2 separate regions of the Homo sapiens genome follow, and region 1 is linked to region 2. A link is an interaction called in ENCODE POLR2A ChIA-PET data of the cell type or tissue named here. Cell type or tissue: CD4-positive, alpha-beta T cell. All regions are shown on one strand. Region 1 overlaps SNX29 (sorting nexin 29). Region 2 overlaps SNX29 (sorting nexin 29).

What was found. Peaks named below come from ENCODE experiments on the same cell type or tissue, not always from the same donor. Only the 100,000 strongest peaks of a DNase experiment are listed, where the experiment ranks them.
Region 1: POLR2A ChIA-PET joins it to region 2 with 6 read pairs; 5 of 35 experiments call an interaction of 5 or more read pairs at or near these places.

Annotation. Positions count from the first base shown.
Region 1 is chr16:12,006,674-12,011,673 of GRCh38, forward strand. All of the region lies in intron 3 of SNX29 (sorting nexin 29), which reads left to right. Among named protein-coding and RNA genes, the nearest start is that of SNX29, 32 kb to the left of the region's middle. In CD4-positive, alpha-beta T cell, no CTCF peak of the experiment used is centred here; no DNase peak of the experiment used is centred here; H3K27ac peaks cover 321 bases.
Region 2 is chr16:12,077,728-12,082,727 of GRCh38, forward strand. SNX29 (sorting nexin 29) reads left to right here. Exons shown (of 21, transcript NM_032167.5): 11 at 1,106-1,188. It also overlaps the pseudogene RPS23P6. Among named protein-coding and RNA genes, the nearest start is that of SNX29, 100 kb to the left of the region's middle. In CD4-positive, alpha-beta T cell, a CTCF peak has its summit at 2,423; DNase peaks (open chromatin) are centred at 1,404, 1,922 and 2,604; H3K4me3 peaks cover 2,541 bases; H3K27ac peaks cover 3,732 bases.

The DNA.
Region 1 (5,000 bases), 71 kb before region 2:
ACAGTGGTGTGATCATGGTTCACATCAGCCTCAACCTCCCAGGCTCAAGATCTTCCCATCTCAGCCTCCTGAGTAGCTAAGACTACAGATGCAAGCCACCATACCTGGCTAATTTTTGTATTTTTTGTAGAGATGGGGTCTCACTATGTTGCCCAGGCTGGTCTCAAACTTGTGGACTCAAGTGATCCTCCCACCTTGGCCACCCAAAGTGTTGGTATTACAGGTATGAGCCACACTGTGCCTGGGTTATCCCTTTTTTACTGATGAGAAAACAGATTCAGAGAGGCAAAATGCCATAGCCTACGTTAGACGTTTTGGAACGGCTAGAGTTCCATGACTTGTTCTTTCTCCCTTGTGTGCTATTTAGTGACTAAATGGTTTTTGAGGCTGAGTTTAAAAAAAAAAATTATTCTCCTCTACCTCAGTGGGATTCCTTCTTAATATCAGAGACCTGGTCTTACCTTTGAAATGTATTTGGGTAAAGGTGGCACCACCTTCATGTTGGAAAGGCCACATCATTGTCCCTATTCTGTGAGAAAGTTGAATCTCGGCTGGATGCAGTGGCTCACGCCTATAATCCCAGCCTTTTGGGAGGCTGAGGCAGGCGAATCACTTGAGGTCAGGAGTTCAAGACCAGCCTGGCCAACATGGCAAAACCCCGTCTCTACTAAAAATACAAAAATTAGCCAGGCGTGGTGGTGCCCACCTGTAATCCCAGCTACTCGGGAGGCTGAGACAGGAGAATCGCTTGAACCCAGGAGGCAGAGGTTGCAGTAAGCCGAGATCACACCGTTGCAATGCAGCCTGAGTGAGAGAGTAAGACTCTCTCAAAAAAATAATTAAAAAGAAGAAGAAAGTTGAATCTCAAGAGGGAAAGTCAGCGAACATTTAAAAATAACTTAGGACTGACAAGATAGATGAGTTGCCTCCCTTCCTCACCGCTGATAGCTGGCCCGGCCCTGGAGTTGAGCTCAAATCCACTCACTTCCCTCCAACTCCTCTCCTGGCCCGCGGTCCCCATCACCAGCATCTCACAGCATGGCCGCTGCAGCCTTAGGCTCTTCCCATTCGTTCTTGTCCTGCTTCCACCACATTGAATGCAGAATGCAGATTCCCTCACCTCATGCTCCCTTGAAACCTCCCAGCTGCCTTGTCTTTGCTCTTGGGAGAAAGACCCACGTCCTTAACACAGCCTGGAGGCCTCACATGCCCTGCTCTCTGATCCAGCCATCTGCCCTTTTTCTCCTTTTGTTTTTAAAGCTTTTCACTACTTTTTCTTTCTTTTTTTGAGATGGAGTCTCGCTCTGTCACCCAGGCCGGAGTGCAGTGGCGCTATCTCGGCTCCCTGCAAGCTCTGCCTCCCAGGTTCACGCTGTTCTCCTGCCTCAGCCTCCCATGTAGCTGGGACTACAGACGCCCGCCACCATGCCCAGCTAATTTGTTTGTATTTTTAGTAGAGATGGGGTTTCACCGTGTTAGCCAGGATAGTTTTGATCTCCTGACCTTGTGATCCGCCCGCCTCGGCCTCCCAAAGTGCTGGGATTACAGGCGTGAGCCACTGCGCCTGGCCTGCTTTTCGCTACTTTTTCAAGGAAATTTTTTTTTCTTTTTTTGAGATGGAGTTTCGCTCTTGTTGCCCAGGCTGGACTGCAATGGCGCGATCTTGGCTCACCGCAACCTCTGCCTCCTGGGTTCAAGCGATTCTCTTGCCTCGGCCTTCCAGGTAGCTGGGATTACAGGTGTGTACCACCATGCCTGGCTAATTTTGTATTTTTAGTAGAGACAGTATTTCTCCATGTTGGTCAGGCTGGACCTGAACTCCCGACCTCAGGTGATCCTCCCGCCTCGGCCTCCCAAAGTGCTGGGATTACAGGCATGAGCCACCGCACCCGGCCTGGATCATTTTTGACTTACAAAAATGACAGCTTGTTCAAAATAGTTAAAAACAATATGTTTTTCGTATGCCTCTCTTTTTTAAAAGAGTGTGCAGATATCAGGCTCAGAGCCGTCCTCTGGCCATGGCAGAGAGTCAAAATTTATTACATTAATTGTATTTAGTTTTTTTTTTTTTTTTCTTTTTTAACTTGAGATGGAGCCTTGCTCTGTCGCACAGGCTGGAGTACAGTGGCGCAATCTCAGTTCACTGCAACCTCCACCTCCCGGGTTCAAGCGATTCTCTTGACTCAGCCTCCCTAGTAGCTGGGACTATAGGTGCGCGCCTCCAGGCCTGGGTAATTTTTGTATTTTTAGTAGAGACGGGGTTTCACTATGTTGGTCAGGCTGGTCTTAAACACCTGACCTCAAGTGATCCACCTGCCTCAGCCTCCCAAACTGGTGGGATTACAGGCATGAGCCACTGCGCCCGGCCTATGTTTAGTTTTAAGGCTACTGTTTTTATGTCATATGATGCTAGTTTACCATTTACAACTGTGATGGAGCTTTCCATTTTTTAAATTTTAAAATAATTTTTAAACAGGTGTATGTAACTGAACAAAGTGAGTCAAATTCAAGACAAATAAGTAAATAATAGTACATATCCTTACACCGAAAAAAAGCTGCCAAGGTGTTGGTGGATGAGTAATGTTTCGAGTAGAGACAGTGCTAGCAGGACAGAGCAGACCATTGCTGGATTTGGGAGCCTAAATGGTGCACCGTATTTTGCCAAAATACAAAATCCAAGGTGGATGTGTGTGAGCATGTTTTTGTATGTGTGTGTGGGTATGTGTGTGAGAGATATATATATGTATACATGTATATATATATTTTTATATGTGTGTGTGTATATATGTGTGTGTGTGTGTGTGTGTATATATATATATGTATATTTGATCTTGTGAGAGACGGACACCGTGAGATGCTGCCATCTTCACATGGAACATAAAACAGTATTGACATTAGGGGAAATGCAGGCGAGACTTGTTTTTTCCTTCAGATGGAGTCCTGAGAAGCCTCCCCAGGAGGAAGTGGTGGCAGCCGCTGGGCTCTGAAATGCGCGCTTCTCTTTGTTGGTGGTGTTTTCTAGCTCTGTTTTTCTCTAGGAACAAAGACTCGTTCTTATGGTTCATTGAAATTATTCCATGTTCTTTCAGTCAGACTGGCCTGTGAAGAAGCTTTAAGATATCTTTGGAATATTTTGCCCTCTAGAAATAATGGCCCAGGAGCTTTGTAGGCCCTAGAAGTTACCTCAAAGACTAGAAACGTGATTGTTCCGCCAAGGCGTCTTTGTCCCATACGGAATCAGAGGACGTGATCTGGAAGTTTTCCCTTCAAATTATGAACAGGAATGCTAACGGGGGCAGTGGAATCAGCATGGGCTTTGGAGCTTGGCATTTGAATCCTGGGTTTGCCAGTTCTGGGTTGTGTTGCGATTTTGGGCAAGTTTCTTTCTTGCACCTCAATATCCTCAACTCTGAAATGGGTAGTATAATGGTATTCACTTCAGAGGGTTGTTATGAGTCAGTTCATGTGCAACCCTTAAAACATTGCCTGGCAGGTAGTAAGTTTCCAGTAATTGTTAGCTGTTGTGATTTTCATTATAAGGATATGTAAGGTGTTTTGACACTTGGTAGACATTTACCACACACTCACACACTGGATCTCTTTGCCATATGGGTGGCAGTGAGTTGGCTTCAGGTATTCATCTGCATTTAGAAGTTGTTAATTATGGCCAGGTGCAGTGGCCCGCACTTGTAATCTCAAGCCCTTTGAGAGGCCAAGGTGGGAGGATCACTTGATCCCAGGAGTTCGAGACCAGCCTGGCCAACATGGCGAAACCCCATGTCTACAAAAAAACCAAAAATTAGCTAGCCAGGTGCGGTGGTGCAGGCCTGTGGTCTCAGCTACTCAAGAGGCTGAAGCGGGAGGATCACTTGAGCCTAGGAGGTCGAGGCTGCAGTGAGTCATCAACCCGCCATTGCACTCTAGCCTGGGCGATGTGAGACCTCGTCTCAAAACAAACAAACAAACAAACAAGAAATTGCTCTTTTTAATGAACTTTCAGGTGACTGTCAGAAGAAATCATAGGAGAGCATTTCTTCTCCTTTCAAAGCATGCAGAAAAGAATGATTTGTTTTGGTGATTTTTTTTTTTTTAACCTTTTGAGGAATTAGAATCAGTTTTGGACTTTTCAGGAAGCTAAAAACCAAAACCAGCTGCCCTTTGTTGTTCCTGATGTTATTCTTAATGCAGTTGAAAACTGTCACGTGTATCCCCCAGAGGACTTACGAAACGGAATGGCTTTTTCAGGCTTTTTTTTCTCTTTTAAATATCTCTGAATGTTTGTCATGTGATTTTTATGTTCCCTGCATCACAAGTTTCTTACCAGCCTCTAACTAGTTTGAGGTGTTGACTGGATGTTACGATTCTTGTCATCCTGACCAAAAATCCTGGGGTTCATTAATTGGACTCTCCCCCTCCCTTACCCCAAGTACTTTATTTCCACTTTGAGGCTCTGTAGTAGACAGTCCATATTGCATACTCTTTTATTTTACTGCTTGATTAAATGAATTGCTTGGGGTTTTTTTTTTTTTTTTTTTGAAAAAAGATTATTTCTAGCAATGGGGAACCTCCAGGACGTTTAACAAATCTAAGCCCATTTTTATATCTGATTTTTTTTTTTTTGAGACAGGATCGCACTCTGTCGCCCAGGCTGGAGTGCAGTGGCGTGATCTTGGCTCACTGCAACCTCTGCCTCCCAGGTTCTAGCGATTCTTGTGCCTCAGCCTCCGAGTAGCTGGGATTTTAGGGGTGTGTCACCACACCCAGCTAATTTTTGTGTTTTTAGTAGAGACGGGGTTTAACCATGTTGGCCAGGCTGTTCTCAAACTCCTAACCTCAGGTGATCCACCCTTCTTGGCCTCCCAAAGTGCTGGGATTATAGGCGTGAGTCACTATGCCTGGCCCTGAACCTATTTTTATATCTAAATTTAAATTAATATTTGTCTTACTTATATTGATAGTTGTTGAGAAATACTGCCTAGGCCATAATAAACATTATGTTA
Region 2 (5,000 bases):
CTCCTGCCTCAGCCTCCCAAGTAGCTGGGATTACAGGCATGTGCTACCACACCCAGATAATTTTTGTATTTTTAGTAGAGAAGGGGTTTTGCCATGTTCGCCAGGCTGGTCTCGAACTCCTGACCTCATGTGATCCACCCGCCTCGGCCTCCCAAAGTATTGCGATTACAGGCATGAGCCACCACACCTGGCCTGGTCACAGCATTTTTATCAACTGATCAACACATAACCTGGTTTTATGTCTGTTCCTGTTTAAAGACACCTTGTTTAATGTATGCAGTTGATTCATTAACATTGAATTCACAGCCAGCAGCACTGTAAGCCATGCCTGAATGAAGCATCTCTAACTCACAAATTATCTCCATACGGCACATCACAGCCTTCCTGTGCTTAGGAACTGTCGGCAGTACCACTTCAGCACTGTGCTTGGGGACATTTTAAACAATAAAATCAAGTGGAAAAAAAGGCCGGGTGTGGTGGGTCATGCCTGTAATCCCAGCACTTTGGGAGGCTGAGGCAGGTGGATCACTTGAGGTCAGGACTTTGAGACCAGTCTGGCCAACTTGGCGAAACCCCATTTCTAGTAAAAATACAAGAATTAGTCGGGTGTGGTGGTGCGGGCCTGTAATCCCAGCTACTTGGGAGGCTGAGGCACAAGAATCGCTTGAACCCAGGAGGTGGAGGTTACAGTGAGCCGAGATCACGCAAAAGAAAGAAAAGTGGAAAAAAAAATGCTAAAAACATGGCAGTAAATAGACAGCAAAGAGGATGCTTGTTTACGGTGTGAGATCTGAGGTCCCAGCTGTTCGACTTCAGCTGAGATTATGCACATTAGGGAGTGAAATTATTGGCCTCTGCACGTGTTCATGAATGATTGTGAAAGCACCTCAAGTATTGACTTTGGGGTTACAAATAAATTTTAGTGCGTAGATGAATTTCCAAATACGGAATCTGCAGATAACGAGGCCTGACTAATTTCCAATGACTGCCTCTATCCCTTCTAGTAGAGGTACCGGAGTAAACCGACCTCTGCTAGTTTTTGGAATGGTGAGGGTGTGTACTTTCAGTGGCCGAGTGTAACTTCCTCCTGCCTGCTTTTTCCTAGTGTGGAAGCCAGCTCTCCAGGCCACGGAAGTCCTCTGAGCAGCCTGTTACCTTCTGCCTCAGTGCCAGAGTCCATGACAATTAGTAAGTACTTTCGCAGCCCCCTCCACCAGCTCTGGGATGACTTCTGGCCCACGTCTCATGGCGGTGCCTTTGTGCTTCTAACCCTGTGACTGTGGGTTCACGTCAGGTGTGTACGTCCCTGGTTGTAGACTGGAGGTGTGGTACGTGCTTGTGGATATCCAGAACCGTGGTTAATGCGTGGCGCTTGGGCGTGTGCGCGCTAAAGGGCGTGCCTCAGGATGGAGCAGCCTTGCCGTAGACTTCTGTGGTTCCAGGTTTTGGGGTTTGCCTCCCATAATGCAGTTAGCTACAGAGGACCTATTCTAGTTGGATTTCCTTTGTAACTCTGAAGGACTCATTTTTGTAAGTGAAGAAGAATATGTCTCTCCAAGATGATTAAACTTTGCTAATGATCAGGCTTCAACTGTTTCCAACTTTACTACCTAGAAAAAGTATTAGAGATATAGCAAGGAAGACTAGGTTTGAATGGCTTTGTATAACAAAGAATAAACCAACTGTTATGTAAACTGACGGGTGCTCCTGGTATCTCACTGGTGGCTTGAGCCAGCATTTGTCCCATGGCCTCCCCTGGAGGCAGAGGGGGCACTTGTTCCCAATTAAAAAAAAAAATTAGCTTTTGTTGCTAAGGAAGGAAGAAGGCGTTTGGGAGGCACCTAGCATTTTCTGATTCAAGGGTGAAGCAGGAAGTGAGCAGACACTATGTAAACCAACAGTTGGTTTATTTTTTGTACACAAAGCCATTCAGACCTACTCTTCTTGAAGTTCCGGTGGTTAAGGAGATGTGATGGAAATTTCTCTCTATCCAGAGGTAGATGGGCTGGGGCTGGTATGTGGCTCCACGGCCATCAGAGACCGGGACTCCTCCTGTCTTGCCTTGTAGACCAAAATAGCCATTTTAGCTCCAGCCATTTCATTCTCATTCCAGGCGGCAGGAAGGAGGAGAGAGCAGAGAGACTTCGTCTATTTCTACATATAGGATTCAGGGGCCTGAGCTTGGATAGGGAAAAAAATTACAATGTTTTTCATTTAGCTCTGGGTGAAATATAGTATTTTCTTCAATCATGATCATTCTATTTTGATGTAATTGGTTTCCTTTGTGATATGGTATGTTTTATATATTTTAATACATTTTCCTGAATAGGAGCCCATGGTTATTCCTAGATTACAAAATGGGCTCTTGGTACAAAAACGTTGAAGCTCCCCCGACCTTCACTAGAAGGTGCTTACAGTATACCACTCGTGTCTTGGGCCAGCATTCATGTCATGGTCCCCCTTGGCTGCAGAGGGGGCAATTGTTCTTGATAAAAAGGAAATTAGTTTTTGTTGCTAAGGAAGGAAGAAAGAGTTTGGGAGGCACCCAGCATTCTTTGATTCAAGGGTGAAGCAGGAAGTGAGCAGACACCGTAAGGCTGCTGCGTGGGAACGGCTGGCCGCACTTTTTGTATGTGAGCATGTGTGGTTTACTGTGGCGCTGCTCAGCCCTGAACTCCGCTGAGCAGGTGTTAATAGATCACTCAGTCCATGGGACACAGGGTGGGTGAGTATGTAGCTGGCTGCTTTTCACCTGTCAATCTTTTGTTTACCACAGTACTGTTACTTACCCTATAGTTTACTTTATTATTCATTTTTATTTATTTATTTTTTTGTAGAGTTGAGGTCTCACCATGCTGTCCAGGCTGGTCTTGAACTCCTAGGATCAAGCGATCCACCCGCCTCAGCCTTCCAAAGCGCTGGGATGACAGGCATGAGCCACCGTGCCCGGCCTACTACAGTTTACTTTTTTTTTTTTTTTTGAGACAGAGTCTTGCTCTTGTCTCCCAGGCTGGAGTGCAATGGCACGATCTCAGCTTACTGCAACCTCCACCTCCTGGGTTCAAGCGATTCTCCTGCGTCAGCCTCCCAAGTAGCTGGGATTACAGGCCCACGCCCGGCTAATTTTTGTATTTTTAGTAGAGATGGGGTTTCGCCATGTTGGCCGGGCTGGTCTTGAACTCCTGACCTCATGATCTGCCGGTCTCAGCCTCCCAAAGTGCTGGGATTACAGGTGTGAGCCACCGTGCCCAGACTGTAGTTTACTTTTAATGATGCACTTAAACAAATTGAATTCCTTTATTTTTTGAAAAAGGAAGCTTTATCTCACTACTGTAAATGGAGAGTCACTATGAGTTAACGAAACCAGCAGGTCGCTGTAAAATGAAGACAGTGGAAGGAAACTATTACTAAGTGTGCCTGGCGTGGTTGCCTGCCCTGGGTTCCGATTGATACCCACTCTTGTTGTTCAAAAGAGAGATGAGTGCTGCTTCTTTTTGGCCCCGGCCTGTGGCAAGTATCTCAGTCTTCATACTGCTGGGAAGCTCTGTAACCACCAGCAAGACCAGAAGTGGGGTGATCAGCAGTGCAGGAAAGCCCATTTGGGTGCAGTCCCCGCACCTAGCCCTTTTGGAAGTGCTTCTCCAAAAGGGAATTGTGCCGGAAAAGTAGGGATTGAAACCAAACAGCCACATCCTGCCATCAGGATGCTCTTTATGGCCCCACTGACCAAGAAATCACAGCTTCTGTACTCAGTGATGACTGCTTGACTTCAGTTGAGGACAACAATGAAGTTCTGTAGCCAGGCGTGGTGGCAGATGTCTGTAATCCCAGCTACTCGGGAGGCTGAGGCAAGAGAATTGCTTAAACCCCGGGAGGTGGAGGTTGCAGTGAGCCGAGATGGCGACACTGCACTCCAGCCTGGGTGCCAGAGCGAGACTCTTTGTCTCAAAAAAAAAAAAAAAAAAAAAGAAAAGAAAAGAAAAGAAAAAAAAAGCTAAAATAAAAATTTCGGGGAAAAAAATTTAGGGATAAAACCTTGGTGAAGTTCTGATTGCTGGATTTGGTCACAAAGATCATGCTGTTGGTGACATCCCTGGGGTCCGAGTTAAGGTTCTCAGAGTAGTCAGTGTAGCTCTCCCTTGGTCCTATGCAAAGGCAAGAAGGAAAGACCAAGATAATACATTTTGATGGTGAAAACACAGTAGAAATATATTTTTATAAGCCAAAGGCAAAGAGATGTGTCAGCGAGTCACATTAGGTGTTGAGGCTATCCTGTTACTGAACTGATGGTAATGGAGAGGACTGAGGATGAGAAAAGAAGCCACTCCTGTGACTTGCTGGGATCTAACGCCACATCGCTTCCCAGCACCTATGATTCTGTCTCTGTGTGGGTGGCACCGTGGTGTAGATGGACAAGACTTGACTCTGGCTGTGAGGCACAGCTACTGTAAAGAACACTGCGTTTTGATTTATGGGCATTTTTTTTTTTTAAAGGACAGCAGCCCCGAGATCATGCCTGCGAGCCTTTGTAGGCACCGTAAGTAGGGCTGCAGGCATCCCTGTGTGCCCTGGCAGGTGTCTGACATTCTGTTTCCCAAGAGTTCCTGCGGCCGGGGCTGAGGTCCCAGCATCTCAGATAAACACGGTTTGCTTTGTCAGCTGCGTCTCAGGTCCACATAGAGCATGGTGTCTGGGCCTTCCTCAGCCGCTTTCTGTCTTTGAGGAAGTCACTGGCCTTGCCTGTGCATTTTCAGTGATGACATACATGCCCTTAAACATGCTCGAGTTAGGCCAGTGACAGAGGCGTAGATTGTTTTTCTTGTTTTGACTCAGACAATTTTTTAGAAACTATATCATTTTATTATTTGGCATTTTGAGCAAGTTTGGGACATATCCAGAGCTTATACCTTGAATCTCTGAAGAAAAAAATGTCACCATGTCTGCATTTGAGCCTTGATACTTGGTAGAAACGTGGTCTGTGGTTAGGATTGTGTGTGGGT